2 separate regions of the Homo sapiens genome follow, and region 1 is linked to region 2. Evidence: chromatin contacts called from ENCODE Hi-C or POLR2A ChIA-PET data. All regions are on one chromosome and are shown on one strand. The core of a region is the stretch at or near the end of the contact, and the rest is flanking DNA. Distances in the headings are between cores, read along the strand shown. Region 1 overlaps RAB7A (RAB7A, member RAS oncogene family). Region 2 holds the start of TPRA1 (transmembrane protein adipocyte associated 1).

What was found. A loop is a pair of places that touch in the nucleus more often than their neighbours do. ChIA-PET counts read pairs that join two places held with the same protein, here RNA polymerase II (POLR2A). Pooled maps may share reads with other maps.
Region 1: a loop to region 2 is called in a pooled map, with 5 times the contacts of the local background. The contact joins the enhancer-like site here to the promoter of TPRA1 in region 2. A Hi-C loop is called at or near these places in 1 of 50 pooled maps. POLR2A ChIA-PET finds 5 or more read pairs at or near these places in 2 of 52 experiments (activated CD4-positive, alpha-beta memory T cell and activated T-cell).

The regions. Positions count from the first base shown.
Region 1 is chr3:128,785,881-128,791,555 of GRCh38, forward strand. All of the region lies in intron 1 of RAB7A (RAB7A, member RAS oncogene family), which reads left to right. Among named protein-coding and RNA genes, the nearest start is that of MIR12124, 58 kb to the right of the region's middle. Within about 2 kb of position 3,036, at least 10 of the 41 ENCODE cell types and tissues checked have a DNase peak (open chromatin) inside an H3K27ac peak, as active enhancers do.
Region 2 is chr3:127,586,642-127,593,172 of GRCh38, forward strand. TPRA1 (transmembrane protein adipocyte associated 1) reads right to left here and starts at 4,092. Exons shown (of 11, transcript NM_001136053.4): 1 at 3,769-4,092. MIR7976 (microRNA 7976) reads right to left here and starts at 535; the gene lies at 470-535. RefSeq lists enhancers at 2,357-3,034, 3,035-3,711 and silencers at 3,445-3,914, 4,415-4,744.

The DNA of each region.
Region 1 (5,675 bases), core at 1,786-4,285, 1.2 Mb after region 2:
CTGTCTTTTCCTACTGAGTTTCTTCCTAGAGGTGGTAATTCTAAATGGAACAACAGACTGACGGCCTACTTCCCGAGTGCCCCCAAATGACTTCATAATTCCACAAAAGTGGCTTGGCCAGAGCCATCCACTCATCCCCTTCCTTCTTCCTTGTCAGACTACTGGTCTTTCTATTCTTGCCCCCTCCCCAGAATGAATATTTTTAGAAACCAAGTGACTCCTGATGAGCTTCTTTTTCTTCATCTGTTAAATGGGAATTCTCATTGTATCCCTATAGGCTTGGTTTGTTGGAGGAGTAAACAAATTGCCCCAGGAAAGTCTGTAGTACAGTCCCCGGCACAAAGTGCATTCTGTAAGTGGTAGTGATGTCTTGCTGTTTCAGGGGGTCTTCACTATTCAGGCCCTAATTAGATTCCTCAGTTTGGGAAGTTGAGAAGAGTCTGCCTACAACAGACACTGCTGTTCTGCTTGATGCCCAGTGCAGTAGTATTATGTGACTTTCGATGCCTTTCTGGTCTCTCCTCATGACCTTCTCCAAAACTTTATGAGCAAATATTGCTTGCCTACTTCACTCTGAGCCTTGAAGTCAATCAGTTTTGAGGGCAAGATGACTGCTGGGTCTTCTCTAATGGTCATATACAGAGCATGAAGTCTTGGAAGAAAATGAGATGGACAGAGAGACATTTACCCATGTTCCGTGCTGGTGAAAGTGTGGAATGTTACTTTGGAATCTGCTCAGAAGCCTGCTACTTCCGAACTCTGTATCCCTATGATGCTTCCTTCCCAGTGCTATATTTAGATCATATGTGCAATAAGTCACATTCTAGTAGGCAGGGTAGGCAAAGACCATCAGCAGAATGAGAGACACATGGATGAAATGTATTCTACTAATCCAAGAAATGCCGAGTGATTAAAACATTTGTGAGTCTGATCAGATTATGCTGACAGAGTGTATATGTAGGTTCATCTCATCATAATTGAAAACAATGCATACTTAGCAGCAAGGGAAATTTTGAGATTATCCATGTGCTGAATATCATGCAACCTTAATGTTAATAACATGGGAAGATATTTAATATAGAAAAAGCAAGATGCAAAGTTATACATGGTATATAACCTCAACCATTTGAAGGAAAACTAGAAAGACATATACTCTAATACTAATAGTGATTGCTTCTGGGAGATGGAATTGTCAGTAGCTTTTTGTCTTCATTCTTTCGTACCTTCCTGAGTTTTCTACAATTTGATACCATAGTTAGGGTGGGAACAGTGCAGGGGAGCAGAAAAGCCAACTGTGATTAGGACCCAGTTGTTGCAGACAGGCAACTTGGAAACACCAACCAACTAAAAATGTTAACAAACTATAGAACATTAATTGGTTTAACTGTCATGGCTTTGTTGAACCTTTAGCATTTGTTCAAATATCTAGTGCTATCATTACGGTTTTGGATCGGGCACAACATGTAAATCAGAACAGTAGTTGTAGACTCTTCACATCAGTGGTTTCCAAACTTGGTGTGTATGCCTGAATTGCCATAAAAGACTTGTTAAAAGTCCCAGCCCTCACAAGCCAGAATCCTCCTTTGGGTGAGAGCTGGTACTGCAAAATGGCATGGTAGGACCTGGGCTGACACTCCTGGTAATTCCAGCTCTGCCACTTCGTTGCTGTCTGACTGTGGATGTGATGAACACCTGGTTCAATTTCATCTCCTGCATTTTACACTGTTGTTTTGATGGCTTTGCAGATATAGTAATCCTCTTTATCTGCAGTCAATCGTGGTCTGAAAATATTAAACGGGAAACTATAGAAATACTATTCTTAAGTTTCTTTTTGTTTGTCTGCTTTTTGAGACAGAGGGTTGTTCTGTCACCCAGGCTGGAGGGCAGTGGAGCGATCATAGCTCACTGGAGCCTTAAACTCCTGGGCTCAAGCCATCTTCCCACCTCGGCCTGCCGAGTAACTGGGACTTACAGGAGTGTACCACCATGCCCAGGTAATGTATTAAATATTTTGTAGCGACTGGGTTTCAACATGTTGCCCAGGTTGGTCTCAAAACTCCTGGCCTTAAGCAGTCTTCCTGCCTCAGCCTCCCAGAGTTCTGGGATTACAGGCATGAGCCACTGCACCCTGCCATAAGTTTTAAATTGCGTGCTGTTTGGATTAGCTTGATGAAGCTTGTGCTATCCCACCCAGGAAGTGAATCATCGCTTTGTCCAGGGTTTCTACACCATAGATGCTACCTGCCCGTTAGTCACTTAGTAGCTGTCTTGGTTATCACATCAATGTTGCAATGCTTGTGTTCAAGTAACTCATAATTGACTTAATAATGGTCCCAAAGCACAAGATGCTGGCAATTTGGTTATGCCACAGAGAAGCTCTTGAAGTGAAAAGGTAAAAATTGTTGACTTAATAAGGAAAGTGAAAAAATTGTATGCCGAGGTTGCTAAAATTTGTGAGAACATATTTTCTATCTTTGAAATTGTGAAGAAGGAAAAAGAAAATCATGCTAATTTTGCTGTGACACCTCATACTGCAAAAGGTAAAAGCCACAGTATATGATGAGTGGTTAGTTACAATGGAAAAAGCATTAAATTTGTAGGTGGAAAACATGAACATCATCAATGTGTCCTGACGGATGACAAGTTTGGTACTTGCTGTGTTTCAGGCATTCACTGGGGGTCTTGGGGCCTACCCCCCATGGATAAGTGGGTACTACTATACTTTGCTTTCAATTCCTGCAACACCATAAAGCCTTCACCTCCACGTGAGCTGTTATCCTACCTGCAAGAATTCAGACTTTCGAATTGCTAACTGACCCCCAACTTCCTAGCCCTTCCCTGCTGTCCTCATTTTCACCATAGCAGTCCTTTGCCCTTCCCCTAGGTACCCCTGTGTATTCCTGGTTAACCTCTTTCTGACCACCGACCTCTGCCCACCCAAGCCCTTGAACAATATTTTTCTTGATCTTTTTACCTGCTCATGTTTCCTTATTTTGTCTGCTTATGTGGCCATTTGGCTTTTCTGTGGCATAGATGAAGAAGGTGATGACTGCAGGCGAATAAAGGAAGATGCCAGCTTTTGATTTGTTATGAGAAACATTGTACTTGAAAGAAAGAATTGTTTCATCGTTCAAATACTGGTACCAATACTGGTAGTTTCGCTCTGAGGAGCTTCTTCCGATGCACACTGGTGAGGTTTGGTTTGGTGGCAGAAGGAAAGAAATGTGTTATGAATATACCTTATTCTAGAAAATTTTTAGAGGATATTAATATATACATGGATTAATGGATGTTATCTAAAATGCTTTCCTTGAAGGACCAGGTCTCAGAGATCTTATGTAACTCTTTCTTCCTTTCTACTCTGCTGGCTGCAGATTCTCCTGTGAGAGGAAGTGGTCGGTGCTTTAGAGAACTGTTTTCCAGTTAGAAATTTCAAACTTTGTAGCCTTTTTTTTTTTTTTTTTTTTAAATCTTTGACTTCATTTCGCTCTGTTGCCCAGGCTGGAGCGCAGTGATGCGATCTCGGCTCACTGCAACCTCTGCCTCCTGGGTTCAAGTGATTCTCCTGCCTCAGCCTCCCGAGTAGTTATTACAGGTGTGTTTCACCACACCCAGCTAATTTTTGTATTTTCAGTAGAGATGGGTTTTTACCATGTTGGCCAGGCTGGTCTCGAACTCTTGACCTCAAGTGATCTGCCCGCCTCAGCCTCTCAGAGTGCTGGGATTACAGGCATGAGTCACCCATGCCTGGCCATAGGCTTTTAAAAAATAATTTCAGTCTTCAGAAATCCATGAAGATGGAAATAGAAATTGATAACAAAAGCAGAAATTGCTTTTGGACATTTTGAAGCTAACTCTGCTTGGGCAGCTTCTTGTAGCAAAAGTTGCATTTAGTGTGTTTTGTTCCTGGCTTTTTTTTTTTTTTTTGAGATGGAGTTTCACTCTTGTTGCCCATGCTAGAGTGCAGTGGTGTGATCTCGGCTCACTGCAGCCTCCACCTTCCAGGTTCAAGCGATTCTCCTGCCTCAGCCTCCCAAGTAGCTGAGATTACAAGCGCGTGCCACCACGCGCAGCTTAATTTTTGTATTTTTAGTATAGCTGGTGTTTCACCATGTTGGCCAGGATGGATTTGTCAGTCTCTTGACCTCGTGATCCACCTACCTCAGCCTCCCAAAATGCTGGGATTACAGGCATGAGCCACCACGCCTGGCCCCTGGCTCTTTTCTAGAAACAAGTGTCCCATTCTTGATCTGGGAGAACATTAAGTACAAAAATATACCTTTTAACTTTTGCCAGTTTAAAGCCATCAATGTCCTGGTGAAAGAAGATGTGGAATTCTTAGTATCAGCTGTTTAGTACCATTTGCAACAACTCTGAAATGCTTAGCCAGCCCTGAGTGAAGATGAAAATCTGCATTTAAATGTAATTTGTCTTACATGATGAGTGGAGATTTTTGTCATCAGAAATTGATTTGAAAAAATCAACAGATTAACATTTTTCTCCAAAGTGGAGGTGGCTGTTTGAGTGTAAAGGTAATGTGCTCCTCTAAGAGTCACAGTTAAGTATAAGGAAACAAAAACATCTGTAATCCCACCACATGGAACAACTTGCTAATATTTGTGTATATTCCTTTCTGCTTCATGTGTAACCATTTTTACATTTAAATCTTTACTCCTTTGGGAATCTCTTGGAAGAGGAGATGTAGAGATCTTAATTCTCACCAAAATTTTTCTGGCTCTTACCATTTAGTGAATTGTTCATCTTTTTGCCACTGAATTTTATAATGCCATATTTGTCAAAATTGTTCATTTCTGGTGTCTGTTTCATTGATCGGTTTAGTCCTATTCCAGCACCCCACTGTTAATACTGTATTTTTATAACATGCTTTTCAAGACTGTAAAGGCAAGTCTCTTGTCATTTGTGTTTTAGGGGAAGGGACATTTCTTGTGTATTTATTTATTTTTATGAATAAAAACGGGATTGTTTATATTAAATGCTCCCCAGCCTCCCCTTCCCACCTCAAAAACAACAACAACAACAACAACCCTGGACTTGTTTAAATAGGAGAGAATGCATGAATGCAAGTCTTTACATTAAGGCTCCCATAGACTGTTTATTCAAATTCTTTTTTTCTCTGTAAAATTATTTTTCTCATTTAGGTCCTGTACTCGTGCTAACCACTGTAATAGTGATTGTTGTATAAATGGGAAAAATCTTTCAGGAAAGTGAATTAGCAAAAATCATGAAAACTTCTTCATGTTTTGTTTGTTTTTTTTTTTAAAGACAATTTTGCTCTTGTTGCCCAGGCTGGAGTGCGGTGGTGTGATCTCAGCTCACTGAAACCTCCGCCTCCTGAGTTCAAGCGATTCTCCTGCTTCAGCCTTTTTGGTAGCTGGGATTAGTTGCCCACCACCACGACCAGCTAATTTTTTGTATTTTTGGTAGAGACAGAGTTTTCCCATGTTGGCCAGGCTGGTCTCGAACTCCTGGCCTCAGGTGATTCACCTTCCTTGGCCTCCCAAAGTGCTGGGATTATAGGCGTGAGCCACCGCGCCTGGCCAAAACTTTGCTCTGGACTCAGAAATCCCATCCCTAAACAGAATCTGTGAGTTACAGTTGACAAAATCCTTTCCTTGCATGAGAATTTGACTTTTGTTTAACTTTCTAGCTCTGTT
Region 2 (6,531 bases), core at 2,842-5,341:
GGCCACCATGACCAGCTATCCCCACCCCTATTATAAAGCCAAGCCAGGCAGAGTGAACGCCTGGTCCTAGCAGCCCAGCACCAACTCTGACCCAGAATGGAATGTCACGCAGCCCCAAGACGGGCAGGGCCAGGGTGCAGGCCAGGCACCCAGCAGTCACCAGCAAGCTGAGAGGCCCCTTGAGGCACAGAGGCCAGTGGGGAGGAACAGGGGCAGGGAGTAGGAGAGTGGGGGAGTCAGGCAGAGTCCAGGGTATGGAGGGCGGGGTGGGCTTCTGGTTTTGCCTGCCCAGCATCCAGGCTGCTGCCAGTTGGTAAGAGCACCGTTTTCCTGAGGTGGAAACTCAGCTCCCAGACTCTAGACTCTCTGGAAGTTTAGGGATGCGTGACTAACCCTTCACAACCCAGGGAATGCACCTGTGATCTAAGTCTGGCTAGTCAGGATGTTCCATCACCCTGGCCAATGAAAATCTGCCCTGAGGCTTTTGATCTAAATTATTATTAGAATAAATTATTAGAGCAAAAGTCTCAGGGCAGATTCTCATTGACAATTGAGGAAACACTCTCTGCTGAGCTCAGTAAGTCAGGGCTGTACCACCTTGACCTCACGCTCAGGTACCCGCCTCAGAGTAAAGCCGACGCGGAGGAGTGGAGAGCTGAGACACGGATGGAGACAGATCTTGATGAGCTCACTGGAGCCCCTGGATTCAGCCACATCCAAAGCCAGTCCTACCCGCTTGGACTTTTCAGTTATAAAACCCAACAAATCCCCTTTTCTGCCTAGGCCAGTTTGAGTCTGACTTCTCTAATTCACCAGTGAAAAACCTCCAGCTAACACAGATTTTGGAGTCAACAAGACGGGGCTGCACTGCTGGTTCTGCCACGTGCTTGCTGTGTGACCTGGGGTGAGTCACTCCCCCTCCAAGTATCATGGGGACAACATCTGCCTAATAAGGGTGCCGTAAGGATCAAACAAAACCAGGGATGTAAACATCTACAAAAGTGACACATGTACAAAGGTGGTTGCTGCTTTTCTTTTTTTTTTTTTTTTTTTGAGACAGAGTCTTGCTCTGTCGTCCAGGCTGGAGTGCAGTGGCGCGATGTCGGCTCACTGCAACCTCCACCTCCCGGGTTCAAGCAATTCTCCCACCTCAGCCTCCCAAGTTGCTGGGATTACCAGAGAAGAGACTGAAGGGCAAGGAGGGAAAGGAATTGGTTCCCAGGTCCATGGACCTCTTGTGAAGCCCCCATTGCTGTGGGGTCTGAGGAAACACAGAGGAGGTGTCAGCTGCTCTGCCTGCCCCCACTCCCCTGCCAACAACGTAGTAACCTCTGTGCCTAACCTCTGAGCCCTGGCCTCCAACCCTGGGAGGGAGGTACTTATGTTATCCGCATTGTGCACGTGGAGCTCAGAGGGGCAGCCACTTGCCAGGCCAGCAATCCAGGCTGTCTGTCTCCAGAGCCCAGGCCCCCAGTCAACAACTTGCCAGGTGCCCCTCTCCAGGCCTCGGCTTCTCCACCTGTGGGTCAAGAGCACCAGGCTTGTTCTAGAGCTATCTTCTCAGACCTGATGTGGGAAATACCCTGGTGTTGTTAACATGCAGATGCTGCTCCCAAGGGCAGGGGTAGGGCTGAACAGTCTGTGTTTCCCACAGGCTCCCAGGTGGTGCCCCTGCTGCTGCTACTTGATCCAGCAACCACACTGGGGTTATGGGGCTGCTGGCCATACCAGGATTGCCATTACGTATCAAAGCTTAGGAAATAACTGAAGCACTGACTTTTTTTTTTTTTTTTTTTTGAGACAGAGTCTCGCTTTGTCACCTAGGCTGGAGTGCAATGGTGCGATCTTGGGTCACTGCAACCTCCGCCTCCTGGATTCAAGCGATTCTCCCGCCTCAGCCTCCTGAGTAGCTGGGATTACAGGTGTGCACCACCACACCCGGCTAATTTTTGTATTTTTAGTAGAAATGGGGTTTCACCATGTTGGCCAAGCTGGTCTCAAACTCCTGACCTCAGATGATCCACCCACTTCAGCCTCCCAAAGTGCTACGATTACAGGCATGAGCCACTGCGCCTGGCCCGCACTGACTTTTAGTTAATAGGATGCACACTTCCTATGTGCAGACATGGTGCTCAGTGCTTTACACGTGGTGACACACTTAACAATGGCATCGCCTTCTAAGGGAGAGAGGACAATTACTGTCCCCTTATACAGAGGAGAGGAGAGGCAGAGAAGGGGTCAGTCCTCAGCCTTCTCTACTTAGTTCTCTTAGACTGATGCTCCCAAGCACTGACAAAGAAGTGGGAGGGGTTGGTCAGCTCACGATAGGGGCCTAAGGGTGGTGAGAAGGGGTGGTGAGAAGGGGTGGAGCCCAGGGGTGATTCTCAGAGGAGGAATTCCTGCGGTGCAGAGCACCCTGGGCAACCCCAGGCCTCCCAGGAACAGGGAAACTGGGACAGACTGTTTCTTCCACCTGGGAGGAGTCTCCCAGACTCACAACATTCCAGGGGCCTCTGCCTCCCTCCCTCCCACCCAGTTGAGGGACAGGATGCTGGCTAGGCTCAGGTCATGGTCACGCAATGCAGGACCCGCTGAGAACGACTGGGTAAGGCCTTCTCTCTCCTCTCTGGGACTCAGCTTTCCCTGCTCTCTCATCTGTGCAACAGGATTGACCAAACCCCACCCACAGCTACCGGATAGGAAACCCTGGGGAGAGGGGCCCTCAGTGCTTCCCACACCGACGGGTTGTTGAGCTTACAAACCCTAGGGCCTAAGGGTGGTGAGAAGGGGTGGAGCCCAGGGGTGACAAGGTGGGGAAGGCTCCATAGGGCAGAGGCCAAGTAAGTTACTTTGCTCTCCCCTGTTGTCCTTCGGCCTTGGGGCTGGCAGGCGTGTGGTCCCTGTCCTAAGCCGGAGACCCCAGTAAGATGGGGAGGCCTGGGCCCAATCTGACCTGCACCTTGCCCTCCCTGCTTGCCTTCCACCTGCTGAGCTGGTCCGTTCCTCAGGGCCTTTGGGCTGGCTCTCCCCCAGCTCTCTCCTGACACCTCCTCTGAGAAGCCTTCCCTTCTCAGCTGTCTCCAGCGCCCGAGCCGCGTCTGGGTATTTACTACTCTCTATCCCGGGAGTGCTCAGGACTCGGTCCCCTAGAACAAGGCCTGGCACGACACGAGCCCTCAACAGGTTGTTATGACGGGAACAACTGAATCTCCAGCACCGCCAAGCCCCGCTGGGGACTGGACGACCCTGCGGCCCCTCCTCACTGCAGAGAAGAGGGCAAAGCCAGCCCCCACCTGCATTCCCCGAGTCCAGAGGGAGCGGAGGCTTCGACATGGCCCCCTCACGGGGCAGCAAAGCCCCGAACCGGCGGCAGGCTTGGCTCAGGAGCACCTCGGCCGCTGCGGGCAGCCACCGTGGGGCTGGAGCCCGTGCCGCCACCCCGCGCCGGACCGGGTCGCCGAGGTCCGGATCTCCACCCGCACTGCCTCCAGCCGGGGCCGAGCCCGACGCCGCTACGTGCGGCTCCCTCCCGGGCCTCGCGTGCCCCCGCGCCCCGAGCGACTCCCGACTGCCCGGCACCCCTCCCGTGGGTTCCCACATCCAGGGCCTTCCCTCCCAAACGCCGCCTTGGCCGTCCGAGCTGCGCCCGAGCGGAAATGGGCCGCTCGCGGAGCAAGGAGGGGAACGGCGGCTGGGCTTCCCGCCGGGGCGAGGGACGGGGCTCCCCCTCTAGCTGCGGCAGGAGACGGGGAGAAGGCCCCTCCTTACCTGACAGCCCGGGCCGCGCTCAGGACCGGCCGCCCCGGCCGCCCCGGCCGCCCATCCGCCGCCACTGGGTGTGCGCGGATCCAGCACAGGCCGCGGGACTCCGGCCTCCAGCGCCAGACCAGGCGGCCTGGGCCGGGAAGCGTCGCGCAAGGACCGGGCGCGACCGGCTCCGTGGAATGAGGGCTAGGCAGGAAAGGCGAGGCGGGGTCAGCTCGCCGGGCCGCGGGTCTCGCGGACACCCTGCAGCCCTTCCCGACAGCGGCGACCGGGAAAGCAAGACCGTCTTTTTCGTCCAGCCCAAATTGCGAAAACGGCCACAGTCCCACAAGTCCCAGAGTCCCAGAGTCCCTGTTATCACTCAGGCCCGCCCTCTAACCTCCAGCAGCCTATAGGAATAAGTCATCACTGGGGGAAAAAAAAAAAAAAGTGGGAGAGACCAATCAAATTCCCAAGAGGCGGAGCAGCCCGCTGACCTCTTAAAGAGACAGCACAGAGGAGGTGCAGAGACAAGACGCTGCTTCACGGAAGAGAGAGGCCTGCGTTTCTCACTCGGAAAGCGGGCGGAATCGAAGACTGGAAAGCTGAGGACGCGCCACCTCTCGCCCTACGCGCCTTCCAGCTGGCAGCAGTTGTCAGTGGACCAGCTGGCGGCAGCCGCGCTCCACCTCCCGGCCTGGGCCGCGGCCGGACCGTCGGGGCGGAGCCTCCGGGGACCGCCCCCTCGCGTGCGGGCGCTTCGGGCGCCCTGCAGGGGTGACCTGGGGTCAGCTTGGGGGAAGGCGTGTCGGGGACCCTCCCCGGCGCCACGCGCTCCAGCCGCGCCACGCCGCAGGGCCGCCGCCTCCCAGCGCCCTGCTCCACGCGGCGCCGCCATGCCTCGGGCACTCCTCTTAGCAACCCTGCTAGGCAGTCATTATAGTCACCTTTTACAGGGCCACCTGAGGCTTGGAGAGGTCAAATAACTTGACCAAAGCCGCGCAATGAGGAAGCGACACAGCCAGGACGCCTCTCCCCAACTCTAACTTCCACAGTTCTTCACGCCTGTTCCTCTGGAAAGCCCTCCCTGATTGCGCCTGTCTTATCCCCTGGCATCGATGCTGCATTCACCATACTCAAGCCATGCGGGTCTCTGTTTCTGTCCCTCGGCTGTTCCAAGCTTGTTCCTGCTCCTGGCTCTACACCTGTTCCCCCGCAGAGCTGGCTCCTTGCCACATCATGTCCTCTAGAGGGTTTTGTGGACACCCTCGCTGGAGCGGCTGTCCAGTCTCATTTCCTTCCGAGCATCTTAATTCTCACCTGATTGTTTTCATTTACCTGCCTCCCCGTCCAGTCTCCCCACCCTATTATAGAATTCCAGCGTCATGAGGATGGAGCCAAGAGAGCCAAGCTGCAGGATGTCCCCTGCAGCATCCTGAGGCTGACTCAGAGCCTCGTGCAGATTGTAGGCACTCAGTTATTACAGGCACCCCAAGACTCACACCTTGCGACAGCACCGCTGGGCTGGAATGAGATTGGGTCCCATTCTTCTCCTTGCTCCTGTCCTAAAAACACAGGGAGATTGGGGAAGAAACCACCTTGTGATCCTCTGGGACTTTCCCAGCCTGGACCACACCCAAATGTGCATACCTAAGTTTAGGCTTCTATATTCGCCAGAGAGGCTGGGCAATGCCGGCCTGCGTAATCACGAATGACCACAGCCACAATGAGCCGTGGGGAATCCAGTGGCTCCTCAAGTTCCTCCCAGAAAGTTATACACATCACTCTCACGCACATTCAATTGGCCACCGCTTCTAGCCTCCAGAGGGCAGGAAACTGCCACCCTACCATGTGCCAGGAAGTAGAAGTCATGGGACATGTGTGACCAGGCCTAATAACTACCCTCTGTAAGGTTCTTGTATCGGTTCGAACCCTGCGAGCGCGCCGACACACAACACGAGGCGGTGTGGAGCAACATGCTGTTTTTTTTTTTTTTTTTTTTTTTTTTTTTGAGACGGAGTCTCGCTCTGTCGCCCAGGTCGGACTGCGGACTGCAGTGGCGCAATCTCGGCTCACTGCAAGCTCCGCTTCCCGGGTTCACGCCATTCTCCTGCCTCAGCCTCCCGAGTAGCTGGGACTACAGGCGCCCGCCACCGCGCCCGGCTAATTTTTTGTATTTTTAGTAGAGACGGGGTTTCACCTTGTTAGCCAGGATGGTCTCGATCTCCTGACCTCATGATCCACCCGCCTCGGCCTCCCAAAGTGCTGGGATTACAGGCGTGAGCCACCGCGCCCGGCCGCAACATGCTGTTTTAATGAGCGCCTGGGTGCAGGTGGGCTGAGGCCTAAAATGGCATCAGCCCCAAGTGAGGACGCGGCAAAGGTTTTATAGTCTCCTGTAAACAGGAAGTGTCCTAGTCTGACGTAACTGCTACGTTGTACCCGGATGGACTCTTTCTCGATCTTCACGGGTACATGTCTTCCCACCACGGTAGGTGTCTTCCAGCCAGCTCTTGTCCTGCTTCTGCTATCTTGCTGGCACAAGTAGCCTTGCACCTTGGAACTGGGCCTGAGAAGGGAGGAGTTATTCATCTTAAGCTTTCAGGCCCCAGGAAGAATCTTAAACCCTCTATTTTTATTTTTCTGCCTTTTGAGACTTGGAGAATTCTGCATTTTCTTCTCTTGAGTTTTGAACCCCATATCTAAGTTTCTGTGGGATTTTGTTGTATTTGTGAAATAACCAAAGGTATCTGCCTTTGAGAGCTGAGGCAGTGGCTAATTCACTGC